2 separate regions of the Homo sapiens genome follow, and region 1 is linked to region 2. A link is a loop called in an ENCODE intact Hi-C map of the cell type or tissue named here. Cell type or tissue: mammary epithelial cell. All regions are shown on one strand. Each heading gives the region's core, and the rest is flanking DNA. Links, peaks and the distances in the headings are about the cores only.

The links. Hi-C counts contacts between places; a loop is a spot of excess contacts. Peaks named below come from ENCODE experiments on the same cell type or tissue, not always from the same donor. Only the 100,000 strongest peaks of a DNase experiment are listed, where the experiment ranks them.
Region 1: it touches region 2 in a loop (9-fold over the local background); 6 of 110 quality-filtered maps call a loop at or near these places.

The regions. Positions count from the first base shown.
Region 1 is chr11:3,044,530-3,054,466 of GRCh38, reverse strand. CARS1 (cysteinyl-tRNA synthetase 1) reads left to right here. Exons shown (of 23, transcript NM_001014437.3): 2 at 6,466-6,714. It also overlaps the pseudogene RNU1-91P. Among named protein-coding and RNA genes, the nearest start is that of CARS1, 7.9 kb to the left of the region's middle. RefSeq lists an enhancer at 4,297-4,366. In mammary epithelial cell, for the core only: a CTCF peak has its summit at 4,433; a DNase peak (open chromatin) is centred at 4,476; H3K27ac peaks cover 655 bases.
Region 2 is chr11:3,213,383-3,223,762 of GRCh38, reverse strand. It overlaps MRGPRG (MAS related GPR family member G), which reads left to right and starts at 4,950. Exons shown (of 1, transcript NM_001164377.1): 1 at 4,950-5,819. The coding sequence starts at 4,950. The coding sequence ends at 5,819. MRGPRG-AS1 (MRGPRG antisense RNA 1) reads right to left here and starts at 5,431. Exons shown (of 2, transcript NR_027138.1): 1 at 5,204-5,431; 2 at 632-2,193. RefSeq lists an enhancer at 2,892-3,854. In mammary epithelial cell, for the core only: a CTCF peak has its summit at 6,440 (motif pointing right); a DNase peak (open chromatin) is centred at 6,432; H3K27me3 peaks cover 129 bases.

The DNA.
Region 1 (9,937 bases), core at 8-8,007, 170 kb after region 2:
TGCTCCTCTATGAACTCAGGTACCATGTTTCCGGGTATTTGAAGAGCCTTAGGCAGTACCCTTGGGGTGGAGATTAAGCCATTTCCAGTGTGGGTGCTCTGGGTGGCAATATTGCTGTCTGATCACCCCACAGGCTCATTGTGAGGGATGTTGGATGCCCCTAATAATGAATAACCTCCCTCCCAGTAAGGAGGAAGATGGAGATGCTGTTCTTGGGGGTGAGAGAGGATGCCTGGGGGCCACCTTTGTGAACGAGTTGCAGCTGGACCTCCGGGGCTGGTGATCAGGACGGGGAGTGGGAGGGGAAGCCCTCACCTGTGGGAGGAGGCGCTGGTCTCTGGGAGTGGGCAGTGTTGGCTCCTAGTTGGTGAGAGCAGGGGTGCATGCCCCTCTCTCCTCCCCACGATTCATGTCTGGGGGCTTTTTCCGGTCCCCTTTCTGAACACTTCTTGGGCAGGGAGTGGATCACTGGGAAGGACCCAAGAGGAGCAGCTGTAGAGGGTGGGACCAGGGGAACATTTGCAGAAAGGGAGTAACCTGCAGGGTGAGATGTTGCCTGGACACCCACAAGATGAGGACCCTGGTGGGACCTTTGAAGTAGCAGGGTCAGAGGGCAAAGGGTCAGGGTGAGTGAGGGGTGCAGACCCCCACCAAACCGGGGCACTTATTAGGAGCTCAGACCTGCTGTAAAGGGGTCTGCATTTTAGCAAGCTTTCCACCCATGGGGAAGCTGGTTTAAACCTCACTTGCTGGGCCCACCCCAGAGATTCTGATTTGGCAGGTCTCTGGTGAGCCCAAGAATGTGACTTCTCTGGATCCCCCAGGTTCTGCTGCTGAAGGCACACCAGGGCCATGCCTGGAGTGGACCTGGGAGAGCCTCAAGGGAACGCAGGAAGAGAAACAGGGCAGCCGGGAGAGGTTTAAATGCTTACAGGAGGCCAGGCATGGTGGCTCACGTCTGTAATCCCAGCACTTTGGGAGGCCGAGGTGGGTGGATCACCTGAGGTCAGGAGTTCTAGACCAGCCTGGCCAATATGTAGAAACCCCGTCTCTACTAAAAATACAAAAATTAGCTGGGCATGGTGGCGGGCACCTGTAATCCCAGCTACTCGGGAGGCTGAGGCAGGAGAATCGCTTGAACCCGGGAGGCAGAGTTTGCAGTGAGCCGAGATCATGCCACTGCACTCCAGCCTGGGTGACGAGCGAGACTCCGTCTCAAAAAATAAAATAAAATAAAATAAAATAAAAATAAATAAAAAATAAATGCTGATAGGAAAGAGCCAGAGAGAGGGAGAGGTCGCACTGCCACAGTTGTTTGACGTGTCAGGGTTGTTGTTCATTTGGTGTGGCTTTGTTTTGGTATCTGTGCTGAGCAATTGCTTGGTACTTGCATGTGATTTCAATAAATGTTCTGTAGAGACTCCACCTTTGTAGCCGGTGACAACCACCATCCACCTTTGGGACATTCCCATGTCCCTCAATGTGTTGATGAACTGAACTGCAAGGTCATCCGGTGGTGGACATTCCTTCTCATGGGGGCAGAGCAGGAGTTTCGGCACGGAGCGTGCAGGCTCTACGATGAGGGCCAGTGTCGAGGAACAGGTCCCTGGGAGGTTTTCAGTCTGCTCAGAAGTGTTCTCATCTGATCTCAGCATCAGACTGATCCACAGCCTGGCTCAAACCCATGACCACTTGAAAGCTGACCTATTTTTATTTGTTTCCTCGAGACACACTTAAATGCAGCTACCACGATTACCCAAATGACTGTCTGCGTCCATCTCATGGAAGCCTGTCATTCTCCTGTGCTTCCCTGGGCACCAGCACCTTTCTGCTCTGAGAAGATCCTTCCCAAGCATGGTCTTGGTTCCCTTTTGATGAGCCGTCTAGCCTGCTCTAGACGGTACATTTAAGAATTATGTGATCCAAGATCAAGGCAGATTTGGTAATAAACTTTTAAAATAATAAAATTAATTAAATAAAAATGGGTGTGTGAGCCCTAGGAAAACTCCAGGAAATTCTCTGTGTGTAGCATGCGGCTATTACAATAACATTAATAATACCAGAGCGATTATGATAATAATGATGGCAAATGGGGCCCCTGGCTCTGTGCCAGGCAGCTTTTAAACATTTTACAAGTGTCATTTGACTTAATGGCCTGCAGCTTTACAGGGCTGATGTTATGAGCGTGTTTTACCGTGAGGAAATGCCGCCGTGTGTGTGAGTGTAGGTACTCAGCCCTGGAGGGCGTCGGGGCCGCCCCTCAGGTCTCCAGAGAGCGGATACACAGCGGCTTCAGTTCCCAGACTGCTTCCTCAGCGCTCAAAAGCCACTGCAGCCGCCGTTAGGACATTTGATGTTTTTCTCATTTTAAAAATAGCAGATGCTTACTGCAGAAAATGTGAGCAATGAAGAAAAAGAGGGAATTAAAATCACCTGTCACCCCCTCTCATCAACCATCGTCACTGTCAGTGTTCGGGCTGTTGCTGGTGGTCTCTCCATCAGAATCCATTCTGAGTGTGAGAGGCACGTGACTGTCAGCTCGCTGTCTCAGCTGGAAGCCGATGCTGTGTCACTGTTTCTCAGGGTGCTGCTGTTGTCTCTTCTTCCCTCTTGCTGTCGTGGAGTCCAACCCAGGCATGAGCAGTTGCAGAAGACCAAGGCTCAGGGAGGGGACAGGGGAGAGGAATGTGGAGGGTCAGCATTGGGGAACAGCTTTCGAACTGTGGCCTGATCTGTGAGGGGACAAGGCTCACCTTCCAGCTCTGTCCATCCCTCTGGCAAGTTCTCTAATCTTTAGTGAACTTCATTTTCTTTATCATGAAATGGGACCCCTGCTGGCAGCTGCAGAGCTGTTGGAGGGAAATATCCAGCTAAACTAGAAGTCTCCTGGCTGGAAGTTGCTCTGCAAAAGAGTTTGTAGGAGTCTGATATTTATTTAGAGTTAGTTTTCCAGGACCTCACTTTGGGGTGCTTGGAGCTGCCTCTGTGGGTCTGCCTCCGCCTCCGTCCTCCCTGATCTCATCTCCAGCTGGGAGGAGAGCGCATCTCCATGTAAGCAGCCTCCTTCTTCTCAGAGGGAAGCCCCGGCAGTGTCAGTGCTGACACTGGGCCTGTAACTGTGGGGATGGGGCAGGTGAGAGGCCCTCAAGAGCTCCCGGCACCCCCCAGGCGCCTTCAGTGGGGCCAGAGTCCACCCCTGTCTTTCTCTTTCCTTGGACTGTTGGAAGAGCTGAAGTGAAAAGTGACTTGTTCTTATGTCTCTGGTATCTTTGGGCAGCAGGGCTCCTGCTAAGCAAGCCCCTGGGGGCTCAAAGCAGCAGAGGCTGTGGCCGGTTCCCAGCACTGGTCCTTGTGCAGGTGTCTTTCTGAGAAGGGTGCATGAGGCCCAGTGCCACAGGGGAACGCCAGCCCACCACTGGTGGCATGCACTCTGTGGTGCCATTCTGCTGTCCACTCATCTGTGCCCTAGGCAACTTTAGCTGATATCTGGAATGTCACACGCTCAGTTGTAGATGCTGAAGATCGAGCAGTGAATAAGGTAGATGGAGCGGTGGGGCAGATGGTGAAGGAAAGAAATGCGGGCACGTGTTAGACAGGGGTGCTGCGGAGAGAAAGAGCAGCCAGGCTCAGGGTCTAGAGGCGGGCGCCATATGGACAGGGAGTCCTTGAAGACCTGGTGGGGAAGCCGGCACCTAGCAGAGCTGTGAAGGATTAAGGGGCCTGCTGGTATCTGGGGAGCATGCCCCCTAAAAAAAGAGCAGCAGGTGGAGGGGCCATGTGACTAGGGTATTGTGAGTCAGGTGGGGGCCCATGGCCAGCATGAGGACAGGCTTGTGCTGCTGGCGAGGTGGGTGTTGGGGGCAGTAATGTGAACGTGCGCTTTTCAGCAGGGCCGCTGGAGGCCTGTGGCTGTGAGGGGAGAGCCATGCTGGCTACAGGTGGCGGTGTCTGGCTTGCAGGAATCCAGGTGACAAGGGCTGGCTCTCAAGTCCAAAGCTTCTTTTGAGTTAGAGGCCCCGGATCCTCCCGTGGGTTGGCTATGGGTGCTCCTAAGGATAACTTGTAAAGGGGTGTGATTCCAGTTTTGGCTAGGGAGTGTGCCCAGAGCTTTGCTTCTGGGTGCCTGTGGCTGCTTGGAGTGGGTGGCCATCTTATTGGGGTCAGATGGGACAGTGGCTCCGTGCAGTGGGAAGGAAGCAGGGCAAGTTAGAGGGACGCTGCACTCGTCATCCCACCAGCGAGAGTCATCCCAGGAAGCCATTTTAAGCCCTGCATCCATGTTGAGACTTCAGGAAGGCTCTCCCACAGAGTGCCCACCCCTTTACTGCAGAGAAGAGGTGGCTTCAGGACATCTTCTCCGGCAGCCACGGAGGCTGGGCCTTGGGGCATCACGTGGCTCCGTAGGCTCCCTGGCGGGTGAAGAGCTCGGCCCAGTGGGGCATTCTTGCTGCTGCAGCTGTGCACTCCATTCTGACTCATCTTTGCTGACACCACAGCGTTCCGGGAAGTGCCAGTTATTGGCCTGACACGAAGGGCTTTCCCCACACTAAGCAAAGCAGAGAAAGGCATTCGTGTGCAGTTACCCCCGCAACACACTCTGCTCTCTGTTTTCAGAAGCTGTGTGGGCTTGGTTGGGGTGACTCTGGCTCTGTGCCAGGAGTAAACACGGAGATGGGGGACAAAAGGGAATGGGAGAAGGCAGAGAGGGGGACTGTGATGTGCAGGGCATCCACGCCCCATGGCTGTGATGTCGGGCAGCCTGTGCCCAGGAAGGGCAGCTGGCACAGCAAGGGGTGGCCAGACATGTGCATTCCTACCCTGAGTGAACTCTGGGGTGAGAGGGTATCTGTCTGGAAGGAGCAAGCATCGGTCCTTTTCCCACAGTCCTCTCAGCAAACACAATCACTGGTTCAAGGTTTGGATGCACCTGTGCTCATGGGCTCAGGGACCAGACTCCCTCCTCTGGCCAGAAGCCTGGCACCATCTGCCTGGTCTGCCCCCACTTTAGGGACGTGGGCTGTGGACACAGCACCTGGTCCACAACTCCCGTGTCAGAGGTAATTGCAGGGAGATATTCCTTAGAATGGTGAGACAGATTTTATTCCCTAATTCCTGACAGTAGGGGAAGGAGCTGCGTTCCCTGCCAGTTCAGCAGAGGTGACTTTTGGATTTAAAGGGAGTATGATTAGCTGGGCCTGGTGGCATGTGCCTGTAGTCCCAGCTACTCAGGAGGCTTAGGCTGGAGGGTCACTTGAGCCCAGCATTTTGAGGCTGTGATGAGCCTTGATTGCACCACTGCACTCCAGCCTGGGCAGTAGAGTCAGACGCTGTCTCTAAAAAATAAAAATAAATAAATAAATAAATAAATAAAAATAAAAAAGGGAGAATGGAGGAGGAGAAGGAGGGTGAGCAGGGGCTCAAATGAAAAAAGCCATGGAGCTGGTCAGCGTGCATGTGTCAAGGCGGCCTTGTCTACAGCTGGCAGTGGTGAAAGTTAGGGTTCTGCTCCTCCTCCCAATGGTGACATGCGGAACAGTGGCTCTTGGGTCCTTGAGTGACACACCTGAGTGGTGGAGGTGCACGCTTACTGCTTTGAAGGCTCTAAGGAGGGAGGCTGGGGCCTGGGGCCAGGGGCCAGGGGCCAGGTGAGGCTGGCTGGAGCAGCCACATTTTCCTGGCAGCCCTGTGCTTTCTTGGGCTGGTCCTTTGAGGGGGCCCAGTCCTCCTGAGGCTGTGGCCTTGACCTGCAGAAGCCATGCTAGAGTCCAGCTGTCTCTTGGTGCAGGGGTGTAAATGGCACACATTGTCAATGTGGGGTTCTCCTACCCCTCATCCCCCAGCACCCAGAGGGAGAGGGTGCCGCTGCGGCAAAGAGGCTTGAAGTTGGTTTGGTTTGGGGGATTTCTGTTGTGAGTTTTTAAAAATTGAGGTTAAATTCTCGTAACATACTTAGCTGACAGGAGGGATACCATGATCATGTAGGTAGCTTTCCCAAGGCGAGGCTTATCCGTTATACTCCAGATGTGCTGACCCCTATGATTTCCCCAAATGTCAGAAACTGAACTGTGTAATTTGTGATGGTGTGGAACTGTGTTCCTGCTTTCCCTGATAGAAAACATAAATTAAAAATGTAAAAACTAAGTAATTTATATGACATAAAGTGAAAAGTACACAATTCTGTGGTATTTGGCGCATGATGTTGTCATGCAGCCTTCATTTCTGTCTAGTTCCAAAGCATTTTCATCACCCAAGAGGGAACCCATCCATACCTGTCAGGCAGTCACTCCCTCGCCCCCAGTCGAAGCGCTGCCCCTGTGCCTTTGCCTGTTCTGGATGTTTGGCGTCCAGGGAAGGGCTTGAACACCTTTTTCCTTGGTTCTGTGCCATCCCCTAGTCCCTGTCTTTCTGGCGGCCTCTGGGCTGCCCGCCTGCCTGCCTGACACCATGTGCCCTCTGTCTTTGCAGCTCCTGACTACAGGTCCATTCTGAGCATTAGTGACGAGGCAGCCAGGGCACAAGCCCTGAACGAGCACCTCAGCACGCGTAGCTATGTCCAGGGGTACTCACTGTCCCAGGCAGACGTGGACGCGTTCAGGCAGCTCTCGGCCCCGCCCGCTGACCCCCAGCTCTTCCACGTGGCTCGGTGGTTCAGGCACATAGAAGCGCTCCTGGGTAGCCCCTGTGGCAAAGGCCAGCCCTGCAGGCTCCAAGCAAGTGAGTAACAGAGTGGGTTCCCTGGCCATTAGAACCTCTCTCCCAAGGTCAAGGGCTTTCTCCATCACCCTGGTGCTTACCTGGCGTCTGCGGATACCCCAGAGGGAGCCTCGCCCAAGTGTGTCTCGAGCAAGTGGCCTGGATGGGCAGATGCAGCGCTTGCTGGATGGAGGTTGGGATAAAATCACGCCCTATGGAGTTGGTTATTCAGGAGCAGTATGTTCACATCACTGGTGTGGCAGGATTGCCTGAGGTGGTGGGGTGCAGAGCCGCTGCGGCTCTGGGGTTCCACGTAGCATGCCCAGGCCACGGGCCCTAGCCTTGTGATTTTTAGCTAAGGCTGTGCCTGGCTCTGGTTGACTCAGTTCTTTCTCTTTATTTCTTCCATAAGATTGTAGCGTGTCTATCCTCCAGCTTTAGAATTGTTGAATCCTAAAGTATTAATTGGCATTGAACTTTTTTTTTTTTTTTTTTTTGAGATGGAGTCTCGCTCTATCGCCCAGGCTGGAGTGCAGTGGTGCGATCTCCACTCACTGCAAGCTCCACCTCCCGGGTTCATGCCATTCTCCTGCCTCAGCCTCCCGAGTAGCTGGGACTGTAGGCGCCCACCACCATGCCTGGCTAATTTTTTGTATTTTTAGTAGAGACGGGGTTTCACCGTGTTAGCCAGGATGGTCTCGATCTCCCGACCTCGTGATCCACCCGCCTCGGCCTCCCAAAGTGCTGGGATTACAAGTGTGAACCACCGCGCCCGGCCGGCATTGAACTTTTTAAAAATCAGAAATAAGTCATTTTTTCTCTTTGAGATGATGTCTGTCCCGTAGCTCCAGCCTGTTGGTGCTGGTTGTGTCTGTGGAACGTGCCTGTGGTTATTTGCGGGAGATACTCCTGGGATGCCTGCATGGCTTTGTCACTCTGTGGCAAATCTGAGGGGGCTCCATGCCATCATCACTGAAGTATGCCTTTGGGTGGCCCAGCTCCTCCTGTGGCTGTGGGCACTCCTCCACCTTCATGTGGGGGCAGGTTTAGTGCTGTTTTCTGGTGGTCCTGGCTGTAGCTGGCAGCCTTCTGGGGGCTTCTCCAGACTCCGTTGGGGCCTGGGATTGGGAACATGCCCCCCCGCCTCTGCCGTGGGTCAGGCCTCTGCTAGATCACTGTTTTAACCAGGCTGGAGGTGGGGATGTCACATCTCCTGTGGGTCGTGTTTTCTGGATAACTCTGCAGCAGACACTCCTTCCCCAGCGTAGGGCAGAGGCCGTTGCTGTGCAGGTCACGTCCTTCCCCATGTAGCCGTTCCTGCCTGAGCCTCCAGCGCGGTCACCCAAGTGACACCTGTGCTGTGAGGTGCCTTCTCTCCAAGGGCTCGGGTGTCAGGTTGTTCCCCCTGCCATGTGCCATTCCAAGACACAGCCAGAGGGGGGCAGGATTAGGGAGGGTGAAGCGGGCCTGGTACGTCCAGCTCAGCAGTGGCCTGTCCAGGCTTCCCTCATAGGGACTTGTTGAAAGAGCGGCACAGACGCAAGCCTCCATCCACACTGTGAGAGGAAGGAAGGGTTTTGCTCTTGCAAACACTTTTTAACCTACAGAGAGGAAGCAGAGCCACGTTGCTGTGTAACAGAATGGACCATGGATAGCACTAATGGAGTTGCTGTGCCCTCCCCAGGTTCCAAATCCCCTCATCACCCAGGCTGCGCAAGAGGCTGCCAGGGTCTGCTTGTGCCAGGAATGATGGGCATTATGTCAGGCGACCCTCACTCAAGCTTGCTGTACACTGAGCAGGGGCTGAAGGGGGAGGTGGGAGCTGGAGTCTGGGACTGCTAGAGCATCCAGTGACCTCGAGTGGGTCCAAGGCGCCATGGAGTCCAGTGTAGTGTCCTCGCCCATGTCCCTGGGATGACAGTAGCTGTGGATCTCCCTCCATGTAGCTGTGACAATCAGAGCTGCTTCCCCCACTGAGTGGGAACGCCCTCTCTTTCCATGGCTCATACTCCCCAAGCATGCACCTTCCTTGCTGGCACAGTGGGCCATGTGCCCCTCCTCCTGCTCGCCCTTCCACCTCTGTTGGACATCCCAGCAGCATCAGATGTGCCTGTGTCTGGCCCTCAGTGTGCCCGCCTGTTACCAGCTCCTCCCATGTGCCTTCTGTGTCCTGTCTCCAAGATCCTCTCAGACATGGAAAGACTCTGCTTGGCCCGGCGCGGTGGCTCACTCCTGTAATCCCAGCACTTTGGGAGGCCAAGGCGGGCGGATCACGAGGTCAGGAGATTGAGACCATGCTCGCTAAGTCGGTGACAACCTGTCTCTACTAAAAATACAAAAAATTAGCCGGGCGTGATGGCGGGTGCCTATAGTCCCAGCTACTCGGGAGGCTGAGGCAGGAGAATGGCCTGAACCTGGGAGGCGGAGCTTGCAGTGAGCCGAGATCGTGCCACTGTACTCCAGCCTAGGTGACAGAGCGAGACTCCGTCTCGGGGTGGGGGGTTGGAGATAATGGAAAGGCTCTGCTTAACCCCCAGGTCCCTACTCCTGTGAAGCCAGACCCCTTCCTGGTGGATCCCTTCCCTGGATCACCAGCCTCCAGCACGGAGGTCCACTGGATATCAGGACGTTGAACTTGTTGAGCACTTCTCACCCGCAGTGGAGGCTCAGCCCTTCCAGCCCGCCGGCCTCTCCCTACCCCCCGGGAAGGAGTGTCAGCTATACCCTTCACTGAGGAGGGTGTGGGTCTGTCAGACGCCGAGGCCATAGTTTCAGGAACATGAAGGTTTGGTGTTGCTCTCACCCCTCCGATGGAGGACCCTTAACTTCCTGATGAAGGATTTCTCTCCATGAACCCCTTGCTTGGGTCCTATCTGCATCTGGTGTGTTGTAGGCAGACTGCTTGCCACTTCCTGGCTTCCCTCTCCATCATTTTATCTTCAGCCTCCCACATCCCTGTTTCAAAGCCATGTCTCTCATGAGCGGTTCATAGTTGGTCTGTTGTTGGATCACTCAGGTCAGGGTGGGACTCTGGAATCAACGAATGTGTGTTCATTTTTTCCAAAGAAACAAAAGCACAGGCCAGGCGCGGTGGCTCACACCTGTAATCCCAGCACTTTAGGAGGCCAAGGCAGGCAGATCACAAGGTCAGGAGTTTGAGACCAGCCTGGCCAATATGGTGAAACCCCATCCCTACTAAAGATACAAAAATTGGTGGGGCGTGGTGGCAGGTGCCTGTAGTCCT
Region 2 (10,380 bases), core at 1,573-9,572:
GGGGGACCTGGGAAATCCTGTGTTCTCCCTTGGGCTGCGGTCAGATAGGATGGTGGTGGCATGGAAACCACGTGAATGGAGACGGGTTCCTGGCGAACCGGCTGAATCCTGCACTGTTCCTGCCTCTTCAGTGGCCCCCAGCCAGCCCCCACATAGATCACCACTGAGTCCCCACAACACATCCGAGGTGATAAAATCATTGCCCACACTTTCAGACTAGGACACTGCCCAGGGCCACAGAGCTGCTGTAGGGTGAGCTGCACAGTCGCCACGCAGCCCCAGCCCGCAGCTCAAACCATCAGACAAGCTCAGGACAGCTGTGTTCAGACAAACCACACCTGGGCGTCTGCACCACCTGGACGAGCAATTTAAGTTTCCGACGTCTTGGTTTCCCCATCTGCAGGCAAGGATGACAAGGTCGCCGTCTCAGACGGCGCTGTGGGGGCGCGTGGGAGGCTGGGTGGAGTGGCCGGCACTCACTCAGAGCGCTCTCCTAGAATGGCACCGGCACCACCTGAGGCCCAGTGGAGCAGCACGCACTCACGCAGAGCGCTCACCTAAACGGTACCAGTGTGCCACCTGCTTTGCAGTCGTTTCTTGCAGCAGCCGGAACAAATAACCACAACCGGATGGCTTCACACAGCAGGACTTTATTCCCTTGGTTACAGAGGACAGAAGTCTGAGATCAAGGTGGCAGCAGGGCCGCGCTCCCTGAGGGCTCCAGGGGAAGGTGCTTCCTCATCTCTTTCAGCTTCTGGTGGCTCTGGCCCTCCTTGGCCTGTGGCTGTGTAACCCCTGCTGGCCTCCAACCTCACGTGGCCTCCCCCTGCTCTCCAGTGTCCCTCCTCTCCTTTCCTGTATAGGGACACTTGTCATTGCATTTAGGGCCCACACAGATACTCCAGGACGAGCTCATCTCAAAATCCTTGTATCTGCCAAGGGCCTTTTCTCCAGGAAGAGCTCGTGCACAGCTTCCAGCGACTGGGGACGTGGACACATCTTCTGAGGCCACCGTCGGCCATGACACGATGGGGCGGGCATTGGCTCTGTCCTCCTTGCAACACCGGGAGCAGTTGCTCCCCCCACGGAGGCTCCCTCCACGTATTCCACCCGCACCAGACCCCTCCCAGAGAGAACAAGACAGACCAAAGCCCAGCCTCGGCGGGGCCGACACCCGTGCCCCATAGGGGATACCCAGCCAGGTGAGAAAGTGGAAGCATGGCCTAGACGGTGGGCAAACACGAGAAGGGGCTGTGGGAGGGGTCAGGGGTGATGGAGAAACCAGGGTTGGTGGCTGCCTGGGCCTGACCGGGGCTGGCCGAGCTGCGCAGGACCTCCTCCCTAAGAACTTCACTCCAAGCTGCCTCAAACGACTGCCCTTGCCCAGCACTGTTTGAAGTGCCCAATAGAAAGCGACCCCAGAAATTAGGCCATCCCACTCCCAATGGCCCTTAGACAGGGGAAGTCCTCCACGGGCAAAGGGTTGCGGTCGCCGTCGGAGACCTGGGATAGGAGACTCTGCTACCTGGGATAGAAGCCGGGCGCCCTGCCTGGCTCGAGGATGTACGAGGGATCAAAACTCTTCACCTTGCGCACTGTGGCTGAGGCTGAGCTCCTCATCCCGCCCCTGATGGTGAGGCAGCCAGGAGGGACCCAGGCAGCCGGTCTCCCTCTGTGCGTCCCTCTGGGCCCCTGGTGACTGCAGGTGACCGGAGCTACCAACTAAGTTAATAGAGATGCTCCAAGTTTCACCCAAACAGGAGGCAGGTAAGCAAGGCTTGGAGGCGCTAGTTGAAACAGGCCTGGACGGTGACCTCGAGGAGGAGGTGGAGCCACGCCGGGAGAGGTCCCGGAGAGCAGCGAGGACCGGCATCTGGGGTGGAGGCAGCAGGCAGGGTGGCAGGAGGTGCCCCTGGGCCACACGAGCTGTGCCGTGCGTTTCAAAGCCATGTGCAACAATGCCGGGAGCTGGGTAGCCGGCATGCCCCCGCCCAGAGCTGCACAGGCTGCTGGTTTGTGTTGCAGAAGTGATTTCCGAAGCCAAGTCCATTTGAGAAACGTGAAGAGAAACAGCATCTTTACGACCGAATTTCTGGCTTGAGCTGACACACTCTGCACCCCACCCAGGAGCTGCGGAACGCAGTCCGTGGAAGGAAAAACTCTCTTATCAAGAACATCTTACTGTCCAGTGTTCTGCAGAGCAAAATGCGGAAAACAATCCGTCAACGGCTGGGAGCCCAGGCTCTGAGGCAAACAGATGGACAGTGAGGGGGTCTCCTTAGGAAGGGGTGGGGGCCGCCCCTGCAGACCACCCACAGACGCAGTGGTCGGCTGACACATTAGGAGAGCCAGTCCCAAGCCTGGGAACCCAGGCTTCGAGCTGTCCATAAACGGTCAGTCCAGTGAGAGGGGGAAACCAAGGCACAGAGAGGTTGGGTTATTCTCTCAAGGCCACACAGCCAGGCCCCTGTCCACAGTTCTAGGCCCCCTGTGCCCACAGCCAACCAAAGACTAGCAGGAGCAGCCCAACATCAGTGGAGTACCCGGAAGGTGGCCCAGCCTCACTGGGCACAGAGGGTCTCCATTCTCCTTCTCCCTCCCCTCCATGCACCAGGTGAGGTGGGAGCGGGTGGAAAGCACTGACCTGGTGCCTTCAGTTCCCCTGCCAGAGGGGCTGAGGAGGAAGGAAAGGCCTGCCCACACTGACAACTTTTTGTTTTAGCTCATTCCTGCAATTTCTGTGAACAGTGCCACACCCTGTCACTTCTAGGGAACTGGCCGGGTGCCCTCCGTCCAGCCAGCTGGGTCCCAGAGGACATGAAAGGATTTAGGGACCGGGAGGAGCCTCCAGGCAATGAGCGCTGGTCTGAGCACAGAAGGGCCTGAGAGAGCTGGGGGCAGCCTCGTCACAGGTGAGAAGGCTCCGCCTGCCCCCACTGCACCCCCCAGGTGAGGCACTGGCACCCTCCCCTGCCCTCCGCAGTGGCCCCTGCTCTCAGCCTGGCTCCCCGGTGGATGGGGCTGGCTGGGATGTTTGGATTTCCTTTGGGAAGGGAAGGCAGGGCGGGATGCGGGTGGGAATTCCGGCTAAGTTGAAATGTGTGGACACCAGAGCTCAAGGGCGTCGCTGGAGCGGGCCGAGCAGGTGAACCTGTTCTGATAACAATGAAGATGCCCCCTCCTGCCGCCGGGCCACTCCTCTCTGTAACTCTCTCTCCAGGAATAGAGCCTAACCTCACCCCAGCATGGGGGGCCTGAGCGCCGGCCTCACCCCCAGCCTCAGACTCTGAGCCAGAGCCAGAGCACAGCCAGGAGAGTCTGGTTTCCTCCTTGAGGAAATTGAGGCTCAGAGAGGGGAGGTGTGTTTCCACCCCACCACCCCACCCCCAGTCACCACACTCACCACCACAAGCCAGGGCCCGGCCGAGGTCTCCCACTGCCCCTGGTTGGGCTCGGAGGACAGGCCACCATCACCGTGTGCCCGGCCATGGCAAGGCACAGGAGCCAAGGCCCGAGCCGCACTCCCCAACCCCTGACTAGGGGCAATGACAAGCACAAAGAAGGTGCCGGGGGATGCTCAGCCATGAGGCAGGGGGCTCACGGGGGTCGGAGGAAGCTGCAGGGGGTTGCAGGCCCCTGAGAAGGAGCAAAACCTTGAAGTAGGGTGGGACCTGGGTCAGGGGAGAGGTATTCAGGGCTGTCTGGGCAGGGGACACAGCCCAGGCAAAGATGTGACAGGGAGGGCTCCAGGTGTGTGTTGGCGGCTTGATGGCTCTCTCTCTGTCTGTCTCTCTCTCTCTCACACACACACAGTCTGTCTCATCTCTGTTTCTCTGTGTCTATCTCTGTCTCTATCTCTCTGTAGCTCTCTGTCTCTGTCTCTCTGTCTCTGTCTCTCAATGTCTGTCTACATCTCTGTCTCTCCCTGTCTCTCTGTCTCTCTCTATCTCTCTTCTCTCTCCCGTGTCTCTCACCGCTGACGCCGCCACTGCTGAGCCTGGTCCTGATGCATCTCCCAGGACTAAGAACATGACCCATGTGGATCCTGGGGGAGGAGGGATGGCTGGAAAGGGAAGGGCTGCTCTGAGACCCTCTGCCTTTCAGCGCAGCTTCCGGTGGCCAATCTCTCTCGCACTCTGAGAACATCCTCGGGACTCTCAGCCTCGCTCCTTGCAAGTGGCCACTTGTATCTGCCCCTCCCCTTGTGTTAGTGGCTCCTGGAGAGGCCCCCTGGCCCTGCCACCATCACCAAAGCCCCTCTCTTGGCTTGAGGCTTCAGAGCAGCCTCCTGAGTGCACCGCCGGCAGCATGAGCCCCGGGATTCAGCTTCTGCTTAGGCCAGGAGTGCACAGGGAAGGCTGGGGGCTCCCTCCAGCTCCTCACACCGCATCTTCCCTCCTCCCTCCTCCTCAGACCACCTGCAGCCTCTGCCTTTGGGCACCTCCCTGGACACCTCCAGAGACCCTCCGGGGAGGGGACTTCGCCAGCAGGCTGGTCTAGGCTCACCAGGTGGGAGCCCCATGAGGGTCCACCGTGGAGAAGCTCCCACCTCTGGGGGAAGAGGAAGGCGCCACACGTGGGTTCCCCATGCACGTTCCCTCTGTCTGCAGACCCTTGTCTGGCACACGGTGGAGGGTGCAGCATCACCCTCACCACATCCATGAGGGACATGGACATCTTTTCAGCAAGTTAGTCCACCCTGCCAGGAGCCCAGGGCCTGCCCTCAGGTATGGGGAGGCATTAGGCACGCCTGACCTGAGGTGCAGAGGGCTGAGACCCGGCTGAGGTCCCGCCGCTGGGAAGGGTGGTCCAGGGGCTGCACCCAGAGGGCACCTGCAGGGCCATGGATGCCACTCCCTGTGCCCCCAGCGGGGGCACAAAAGACTCCTGAGGACCATGTCTGTCTCCATCTTGCAGGTCCCTCGCCAGCACCCTCTGAGCCGGCCAGGATGTTTGGGCTGTTCGGCCTCTGGAGAACCTTCGACAGTGTGGTCTTCTACCTGACGCTGATCGTGGGCCTCGGGGGACCGGTAGGTAACGGGCTGGTGCTCTGGAACCTCGGCTTCCGCATCAAGAAGGGCCCCTTCTCCATCTACCTGCTGCACCTGGCCGCCGCCGACTTCCTGTTCCTCTCCTGCCGTGTGGGCTTCTCCGTGGCTCAGGCTGCCCTGGGCGCCCAGGACACACTCTACTTCGTGCTCACCTTCCTGTGGTTCGCGGTGGGGCTCTGGCTGCTGGCGGCCTTCAGCGTGGAGCGCTGCCTCTCCGACCTCTTCCCCGCCTGCTACCAGGGCTGCCGGCCCAGACACGCCTCGGCCGTCCTCTGCGCCCTGGTGTGGACCCCGACCCTGCCGGCCGTGCCGCTGCCCGCCAACGCCTGCGGCCTGCTGCGCAACAGCGCGTGCCCCCTGGTCTGCCCGCGCTACCACGTGGCCAGCGTCACCTGGTTCCTGGTGCTGGCCCGCGTCGCCTGGACGGCTGGCGTGGTCCTCTTTGTCTGGGTGACCTGCTGCTCCACTCGCCCGCGGCCCAGGCTCTACGGCATCGTCCTGGGCGCGCTGCTCCTGCTCTTCTTCTGTGGCCTGCCCTCGGTCTTCTACTGGAGCCTGCAGCCCCTGCTGAACTTCCTGCTGCCCGTGTTTTCCCCGCTGGCCACGCTGCTGGCCTGCGTCAACAGCAGCTCCAAGCCCCTCATCTACTCGGGGTTGGGCCGACAGCCCGGGAAGCGGGAGCCGCTGAGGTCGGTACTGCGGAGGGCCCTGGGGGAGGGCGCCGAGCTGGGTGCCAGGGGACAGTCCCTGCCCATGGGTCTCCTATAAGTGGGCTTGCCCCGCCCACAGGGCCTGCCAGGAGGTGCCCACCCCCACCGACCCTCGCTCACCCCACACCCAGATGCTTTCAGGACCAGGAGGAGCCCCGCCCACCACCTAGCTCTTACCCTGAGCACCCAAGGGCTGGACACAGCTGGAGAGACTTGGCCCTGACCACCCCCCAGCCAGGCCTGCTGAGGATGAGGGAGGCAGAAAATGGAGCTGGAGAGAGGTCAGGCAAGGAGAGAGAAAGGAGAAGCCTCCTGAATAGGGGTGAGGACAGGCACCACGCCCCCAGGCCCAGCCCAGATCCCCTTACCCGGCCCCTCCCCACCCTGCTGCACCTGAGTCACAGGGGAGAAAACTGCACAATAAAACAGAGCCAGCCACCAGCCCACAGTGGCCGGATTGGAACCCAGGCTTCCGGACTCCTGGGCTAGGTGGGCGCCGTCCATGCCACCTGCTGGCTGAGGCTCTGATTCGCCCCCTACAGAGTTGAGGTGGAACTACTCCTTACTCCCCGCCCTGCTCAGCCATCATTGTCCTGCCCACCCCGCGGGGACCACACCCAGGGCTCTGTCCCCCTCTCTGAGGCCCAGGACTGGCAGGTGCCTGATGTCACCAGCAGAGGCCACCAGGTGGTGCTGCTTCTGCACAGAACAGACCCAGCCCCGTGGGCCGGCGGATGCAGGAGCCTCCATCCCCTCGGTCCCCTCCCATCCCCTCCCACACTGGTCCCCACCCGGCCTCTCCTGCGTCCCCAGGGCCATCCGCTCTCTGCGGGTTGCTCCCGTCTCCCACCTCTGCTCTCACCCTCCCTCCTCAGCCCTGGATCATCTGGAGCTTTTGCCCCAAGTGTTTGCTTTGGAGAGAGAGAGAGAGAGACAGAGAGAGAGAGAGAGACAGAGAGAGAGAGAAAGAGAGAGAGAGAAAAGAAAAGAAGGAAAGAAGGAAGGAAGGAAAAAGAAAGAAAGAAAGAAAGAAAGAAAGAAAGAAAGAAAGAAAGAAAGAAAGGAAGGAAGAAAGGAAGGAAAAAGAAAGAAAGAAAGCAAGAAAGCAAGAAAGCAAGAAAGCAAGAAAGAAAGAAAGAGAAGAGAAGAGAAGAGAGAAGGGGAGGGGAGGGGAGGAGGGAGGGAGGAAGGAAGCGAGGAAGGAAGGAAGGAAGGAAGGGGATCCAAGTTTCCAAAGTGCAAACCATTTGATGTGTTTTCTGACCATGAAATAAAATACTTTCTGGTCATTTTTAAAACATTCAAGCCCTACGGAAAATACTAAAAAGAGAAATCGCCAAAATTTTTTTCCACCCAAATGGGGACATTTTTGATGAAAAGCACTCCAGTTATGTATTTTTTTAAATAAAGACCTGCAGAAATTTTCTTTTTTGCCCAAATGAAGGCATTCAATGGGTGCTCTTGGTGCCGGGTGGGACATTCTGCAGCTGCCTTTGCATAAAGTTGTTCTTTTTCCACTAGAAAAGTAAAACGTTGCTCGTTTATGGAAACTTTGAAGAAGGTTAACAACTGGAAAGAAGAAAAGCTTACATGTAGTCCCCCAACCCAGAGGCACGCACCTTTGCTGGTTTTTCTTCCTTCCCCGGGATGAATGTGTTCTGGCCACGCCAAGTCCCGTGCCCGCCTGCCCGCTGCCAGTTCTCCCTAGACCGTGCTCTCAGGACTGGAAGCTCAGCAGGGAGTGTGGGCACTGTTGGTCTGAAGGCCATCTGGGGGGCTCAGGAGGATGGGAGTGTGGGCACTGTTGGTCTGAAGGCCATCTGGGGGGCTCAGAGGGACGGGAGTGTGAGCACTGTTGGTCTAAAGGCCATCTGGGGGGCTCAGGGGGACGGGAAAGCCTGAGCCCTGGTGGCAGGGGGAGGCTTAGGCTTTGAGGGCAGGGTGGGAAGGGTTGTTCATTCTTGTGACACTTCACACAAGACCCCAGGAGCTGTGTGGCCTCCTTCCTGAAAGACCTGGAAATGGGATAAGGGTGGGGACAGTTTCAGAGGTGAAACCTACAGGATCTGTCCCATCCTCCCAGCCCAGGAAATAGCTGCAGGGCCCCCTATGGGGCCATCCATCTGTGTGCAGCAGGACAGGAAGGCGGCTGGCTGCTGATGGTGTCTGGGGCGCATGACAAACAGCCCAGTCTAGACAGATGGAGAGCGAGGGGCTTCTGCCCCGGCACCCACTGCTGAGCCCAAAGACAACCAGGTCGAATTCTGTACCTGGAGAAGCTACAGCCACATGGAAGGACAAGGTTGCCCTGGGCTGGTCTGGGTCCAGGCAGCCGCAAAAGCTGGACTACAGCCCAGATGGAGCTTCGCTCCGGTCCTGCCCGCTCTTCTCGGGCTGAGTGACCTCCAGCGTGTCACCTGACTGCTCTGAGCCCAGGTCTGTGAGAGACATCAGGGCAAGGTCTCCTTGCCCGGATGGCAGGGATCCAGGTCTCCACAGAGGGCGGCCCGCCCAAACCTTCAAGGCCAAATGAATCACCTGGCCCACCTCTGCAGACCTCCAGGTGTGTCCCGCCCGCCCTGACCTTGGCACACCCACCTCGCTGCCTTCTGCTGTCCCTGCCCCTATCACTGTCTTGCCCAACCTTCAGGGGCCTGTCCTTGTGACTGTCTGTCCTGCTCTGTGATGCCCAGGGCTTCCTGGCAGCAGAAGCTGAATTCTCAGCTCCTCTAGTGTGCACCTGCCCTGTCAGCACCCACGGTGACCACTGTGCCCAAGCAGCCCCCACCCCTAGCCAGCACAGTCCAATGTGTCATGTGCTTCCCATCCCTGCTTATTCGCTCCTGTGTTTGCCTCTTTAGTGTCTGTGTCTCCCTAGAAGATGAGCTCCATGAGGGCACAGAGCCAGCAGCTGACTTGCTGCTGTCTCCCTGGGACTGGCAGGTAAAGCGGCTTGATGAGTTGTTGTCAAATGGATGGACAAGTGGATGGATGGCTAAGTGGATGGATGGATGGATGGATGGATGGATGGATGGATGGATGGATGGATAAGTGGATGGATGGATGGATGGATGGATGGATGGATGGGTGGGTGGGTGGATGGATGGATGGATGGGTGGGTGGGTGGATGGGTGGGTGGGTGGATGGATGGATGGATGGATGGATGGATGGATGGATGGACCATTGAAAGAGATGTGGTCAAATGAATAAATGATGTGGCGAAGACAGAGTGCAGCTAACTGGAATCAGACCAGGCTGGTCCTGGATTATGGAAGCTTCCTCTCCACTCTTGTCCTGACCACTGACCTGAAAGCTGAGCAGATCATCAGAAGAGGGGCCCAGGTTTTCTCACAGCAGAGTCCAGTGCTCCAGGCCCTCTCCCTCCCCTTTGGGTTCACAAACATCACTAAGTTAGCTCCATGCTGGGCACTGGGCCTAGGGCTCAAGATGTGGACCCACCATGCTATGACCCCTGTCCCCAGAGAGCTTGACGTCTGGAGAAGACACAGACATAAACACAATTCAAAGACAGTGTGCTGAGGGTGCACGTGGTGTACAGAAACGCTGGGGAGCCGCCATTTGTCCCAGCTTGCCCTCAGCGCTCCCAGTTCATGGCTGTGGCCCAGTGGCCTTAGTGTCCCCTTTATTGGCGAGGGCCCAGTTGGACCTCAAATCATCCCGTGGTCCTAATGTTAGAGGAGCAGGAGGGTCACATGTCCCCACTCGGAACGCAGGGGAGGCTTCCTGGAAGTGTGTTGTCTGCGACTTCCAAGGGCAGTGTGGGTGCAGAAGAAAGAGTGACCGTCTCTAGCACAGTCAGGTCAATCTAAGAACCTTGAAGGGAAGGCAGACCCTCCCAGGGAAACGGAGCCAAGGCAGGGTAAGGTACGGAGGCGCAACCCGGGCACCATGAAGAAGAAGGAACCCCGATGCTAGAGCCCGGTAAGGAAGCTGAGGTGGCCAAAGACACCGAGGGGAGATGAGAAAGGGCTGTGACGAGGGGCGTGGCTTTAAAGGGCTGTGACGAGGGGCGTGGCTTTTCCTCGGTTGCTCTGTGGGGGATTGCAAATGGATTGTAAGCAGGAGAGGGATAATATCAGACGTATATGAAAGAAATAAAACTAACAACTGAGAGGGGGTCAGCGGGGGTGGGGGTCCAGGCTGAGCAGGGGACACACAGGAAGCTGCTGCAGCAGCAGCAATGCAGGGAAGAGGGAAGAGCTGGTGCAGCCTCCAAAGAGGACAATGGCAGGAAGGCTGCAGGAGAGGATCTGAGGTCTGGGGGGAGACGTAGCGTAGAATTTGCAGTGGAACAAGGTCCGATCAGGAAAGGAAGAAGTCAGGAGCCTTCACAGAGGGGAAGGGTAGGAAAATAAAACACAGGCACCTGCCAAGAAGAACAGAAAGATCAGGATCCTGAGAGGGGGCTGTGGATCCTGAGATGGGGCTGTGGACCCTGGGAGGGGGCTGTTGATCCTGAGAGGGGGCTGTCGATCCTGAGAGGGGGCTGTGGATCCTGGGAGGGGGCTGTTGATCCTGAGAGGGGGCTGTTGGCAGCTGACCCTGGGATGGGAATAGGGATGTATCAAGCATGGAAAAAAGACACCCAGGGGCCAATG